Regions from separate parts of the Homo sapiens genome. Here region 2 is linked to region 1. A link is a loop called in an ENCODE intact Hi-C map of the cell type or tissue named here. Cell type or tissue: IMR-90. All regions are shown on one strand.

Region 1 (2,500 bases):
GTACACAGTGTGTGAATGTAAAGGTGCTTCGCCTCTCATCAATCAATTTGCTTTATGAACCGGATAAATAGATTCTTTCTCCTTTTTTCTGTAGCCAAATGATCAAATATGTCATTGTCTCCTGAATATAAGCAGAAAATCTTGCATTTCATCATTCCATCACCCTTGGAGTCATCAAAGGCCTCCTGCCTTTCACAGCACAGATTTTGTTTTGTCTTGAAATTCTCCCACAGACAACCAATATTAGGCTAATAGTTCTCTGGCTGAGGTGGGTCTATATCGCCCCTCCACAGCTCCTGAATAGTTTTTTTCAGCCAGCAGCTCTATCAGCATTCCCCAACAGCCAGCATTCCCGGAAGACAGCACAGCGCAGAAGTGTGGGGCACCGAGCTGAGCGGCAGGGAGCTCAGCTCCACCACAAATTGGCTGGGTGAGTTTAGGCAAGTCATTTAATCTCTCTAAGCTCCCCTCACATCTGTACAGCAAGAGTAATAATAATGCCTGACTTTTAGAGTTGTTTCATCAACTCATGTGTAGACATTGCTTAGCTAGTGCCTGACAAACAGGAAATGCTAAACTAACATTAGCTACTATGACTCAGCTAGATTTTGCTACCTCTTTCCAACCTTCCTCAATAAAGGCCCAGTTTCCTAGAAGAAAAATGCCCTCTTCCCATTTCTCCACTTAAAGTTGAGCCCTGAGTTTGCAAATCAGCCCCACCTTCAGCTGCCATCAAATCAGAAAGCGTTTCTTTTGCAGACTGTAAAGAACAGTAAAAGCAGAGGTTCCCTGCAGTAAAAAAGGGGCTATAAAAAACAAAATGGAAACAAATACACACTTACAATAGCAGGAGACATTAAAAATCTTGGGAAACAATCTGTGTCTTTGTCCTTAGAGAAAAACTTTACAAAAGATCTTAAAGCTGTTACTGGAAGCTCTGTCTTTACAGTAATCCGGAACCCGTTTCCACCTGAAGTCCAGACTGCACATTGAAAGGTTCTATGGGCAGGAACTCTGCCACGGCTTTCGTATTTTCCCAAATCATCTCCACCAGCTCACCTAGCACCCTTTCAATTAAATTATTTAATTAACTGCAACTTATTGCACTTGGTATATTTTCCACCAGAACTGAAGAAAGTTATCCTGATTGGGCCTAATGATTTTCCAGCTTGCAAAGTTCTTTCCTTCCTTCCTAGGAAAAGCAGGGCTGACAGATTGAGAACACCAGGTCCTCCGCTTTGTCCCTGAGCAGCCATGCACAGCAGCAGCTGGTCAATGCTGCCACCATCTGTCCGTTTTTAGCATTAGTTGTCACTGAATGTTTACCAAGTGCATTTTGAGCAATATTTTCATTCTGCAGTATACTAACATAAGGGGTGGCTGAAGGGTGGAGATGACAGCAAACTGATATTTTCTTCCAAGAGAACAGATGCACGTTGCGCTGCCTTGTAGTACATGCAGGCCAAAAAGCGAAGGACACTCACGTTTGGAAATCAAAGGAAAACAAGAGTTTTGCTGAGCTCTGAAAGAAAATGACCACACAGTATTGGATGACTGGGGGACCCTTTTGAATATGTGCACAATAATTCTTCCTTTTGATATTTTAATGTATGTTTGCACTTAATAAAGCCAACATGTGTTAAAAGAAATGTGCTTAAAATTAGCCCAAAAGAAATCAAGATAAAAATCAGAATATGACCTTTTCTTGAAACAATATAGAATCCACACTGAAGGTACACTGTGTGCTTACTCAGTGAGAGAGGATGAAATATAACTAGGCTGAGGATGAATGAGGAAAGGGGCTTAGGATGAGGGATTGTCCCTATCAATTAAAGGAAAATAATACTTCCTTCTTTGCATTGGCTGTGGTGAGTCAGGGCATGGGGATGTCTACCATTTGGGATGCTTTTTCATCTAGAAAAGCCAATAGAACAAGAAATAAGCATGAAGTGGATGGCTGGAGTCAATTTAATGTCAGGCCTTTTGGAAATAATTAAAATGGTTAAAGGTGGACTTGCAGATCCAGCCAAGTTCACCAAAGTCAGGAGCCAGATAGATAGGGACCATGGGTCACACACCTTAAGGAACCATAATGAGAGTACGTGAGCCTCAGGAGATCAGTTCATGTGCTCGTCAATATTTCAGCAGGGTGACAGCCATTAGGAGTTGAATAGGTGTCAACGTGGCCAAGGAAGTGAGAAAATACAAATTTATCACATGACCAAAGACAGGCTATTTCTCATTTATAAACATGAAGGTTTGAGATCATTCTTGAGTGAGCTGAATTTATTGCAGCCAAGAGATCTGAAAATGGGATCAGACCATCTGACAGCTGTAACTATGTGACAGCCTCTGAACTGTGCAAGCCAGTAACAAAGAGACTACACCTGCACTGTCCAACGCAGCAGCCATTGGCCACATGTGGTGATCCAGCACTCGAATATAGCTAATCCAAATTGGATGTGCTGTAAGTATAAAATATATGCTAGATTTTGAAGAC
Region 2 (2,500 bases), 1.5 Mb before region 1:
CTTTGGAGGAGAAAAGGCAGTCTGGTTTTTGGAATTTTCAGCCTTTTTGCACTGGTTTCTCCCCATCTTCGTGGATTTATCTACCTTTGGTCTTTGGCGTTGGTGACCTTCGGATTGGGTCTCTGAGTGAGTGTCCTTTTTGTTGATGTTGATACTATTCCTTTTCTGTTTGTTAGTTTTCCTTCTCACTGTCAGGCCCCTCTGCTGCAGGTCTGCTGAAGGTCCCTCCAGACCCTGTTTGCCTGTGTATTGCCAGTGGAGGCTGCAGAACAGCAAAGATTGCTGCCTGTTCCATCTTCTGGAAGCTTTGTCCCAGAGGGACACCTACCAGATGCCCACCAGAGCTCTCCTGTATGAGATGTCTGTTGGCCCCTACTGGGAGGTGTCTCCCAGTTGGATACATGGGGGTCAGGGACCCACTTGAGGAGGCAGTCTGACCTTTAGCAGAGCTCGAACGCTGTGCTGGGAGACCCGCTGCTCTCTTCAGAGCCAGCAGGCAGGGACGTTTAAGTCTGCTGAGGCTGTGCCCACAGCTGCCCCTTCCCCCAGGTGCTCTGTCCCAGGGAGCTGGGGGTTTTATCTATAAGTCCCTGACTGGGGCTGCTGCCTTATTTTCAGAGATGCCCTGCCCAGAGAGGAGGAATCTAGAGAGGCAGTCTGGCCGCAGCAGCCTTGCTGGGCTGTGGTTGGCTCCACCCTGTTCAAACTTCCTTGTAGCTTTATTTACACTGTGAGGGTAAAAGTGCCTACTGAAGCCTCAGTAATGGCGGACACCCCTCCACCCACCAAGTTCAAGTGCCCCAGGTCGACTTCAGACTCCAAGAATTTTTTTTCTTTTTTCTTTTTTTTTTTGAGATGGAGTCTCAATCTGTCGCCCAGGCTGGAGTGCAGTGGCGCAATCCCGGCCCAGTGCAACTTCTGCTGCCCAGTGATTCTCCTGCCTCAGCCTCCCAGGTAGCTGGGATTACAGGCGCTTGCCACCACATCTGGCTAATTTTTGTAGTTTTAGCAGAGATGGGGTTTCACCATCTTGGCCTGGCTGGTTTTGAATTCCTGACCTCGTGATCCATCCACCTTGGCTTCCCAAAGTGCTGGAATTAAGGCATGAGCCACCCTGCCCAGCCTGGCAGTGAGAATTTCAAGCCAGCGGATCTTAGCTTGCTGGGCTCCGTGGGGATGGGATCCGGTAAGCTAGACCACTTGGCTCCCTGGCTTCAGCCCCCTTTCCAGGGGAGTGAACGGTTCTGTCTCGCTGGCATTCCAGGCGCCACTGGTGTATGAAGAAAACCTCCTGCAGCTATCTCAGTGTCTGCCCAAAGGGCCGCCCGGTTTTGTGCTTGAAACCCAGGGCCCTGGTGGTGTATACACCCGAGGGAATCTCCTGGTCTGCAGATTGCGAAGACTGTGGGAAAAGTGTAGTATCTGGGCTGGATAGCTCTATCCCTCACGGCAGGTCTGGAGAAGTTTTATCTCTTTCTCCAGTGCTGTGCACTTCCCTCGGTGGAAATTATATTGGGTTGTGCAGTTCACGCTACCGGCCAGTAGGTGGCACTTATGGGTATGAACCAGCTGAGCGCTGTACTATGCCGTCTGCTGAAGTTGTGATGGGCCCTGCAGGTTGACTTCCTGGCCTTTAAGTAGCGCTTGCAGGTGAGAGGCAATTGCAGTGATGGCAGTAGAATTTTTTCTTGGCCTTGGTTGAACAGGGGAAGTACTGGGCTGTCCTTGGCGATGGGCAGGGTGTGGGGGTCTCAGGGATACCATTCTGTGCTCTGCTGAGAGCAGCTGGAGGGGGCAAAGCTGGATGTGGCTGGGTTGGGCAAGTCCATTATCAGCCTCTCTGAGGCCGACGTGAGCGCTGACCTTGGTGGAGGCATAGGGGTAGCTCTCAGGCTGGTAGGACAACCTTTCAGGAAGGGACGAAGAAGACCCTCCTGTGCCACAGAACTTGCTTAGGGGAAGAGAAGTGGACCGGGGTTTTCAGCCCAGCAGGCAGCCATGGGGCCCACACAGTTTAAGCTCCCCTGATCCAGTGAGTCTCCCTTTCACATCTGGTCCAGCCAGCAAGCCTGACCAGCTAAGTTCATCCCAAGCTGTCTGCGCCCAGATCGCTGAACCCTACTGGGCATTCCAGGCTGCCAGACTCCCTGAGGGGGAAACTGCAGCTATCAGGCCATGCCTTTCCCCACCTGGCCTTGCAAAGGAAGGGGTGCCCAGCTCCCACACCACTGCATGAACCAGCACCACACTCTGTGTTCTGATAGTGGGGGCTCCTCCGCTACTCAAGATCAGGCCACAACTGTTAACTCAATGCCCCTGGGCGATGTGCTCGAATCCTGGAGAATTGGGACCTGGCCCTTGGATTTGTCCTCTGGTCCCTTGGGGCCAAAGTAAAGCTGGGATGGGGGAAGTGAGCTGCTGGCATGCTGCCAACACAACGCTTAGATGGGGCAGTGGAGGCTGTGCTGGGGGTATACTCCTGTGGGAGTGGCCAGGCAGA

Evidence for each region. Peaks named below come from ENCODE experiments on the same cell type or tissue, not always from the same donor. Only the 100,000 strongest peaks of a DNase experiment are listed, where the experiment ranks them.
Region 2: a loop joins it to region 1, with 9 times the contacts of the local background. A loop is called at or near these places in 4 of 110 quality-filtered maps.

The regions. Positions count from the first base shown.
Region 1 is chr7:137,591,178-137,593,677 of GRCh38, forward strand. All of the region lies in intron 12 of DGKI (diacylglycerol kinase iota), which reads right to left. Among named protein-coding and RNA genes, the nearest start is that of PTN, 250 kb to the left of the region's middle. RefSeq lists enhancers at 1-260, 1-1,093. In IMR-90, a CTCF peak has its summit at 1,284 (motif pointing left); DNase peaks (open chromatin) are centred at 564 and 1,254; H3K27ac peaks cover 1,157 bases.
Region 2 is chr7:136,113,898-136,116,397 of GRCh38, forward strand. The region is part of intron 1 of LOC105375523 (a long non-coding RNA gene); the gene reads left to right. Among named protein-coding and RNA genes, the nearest start is that of MTPN, 140 kb to the left of the region's middle. RefSeq lists a silencer at 1,457-1,566. In IMR-90, a CTCF peak has its summit at 1,539 (motif pointing right); no DNase peak of the experiment used is centred here.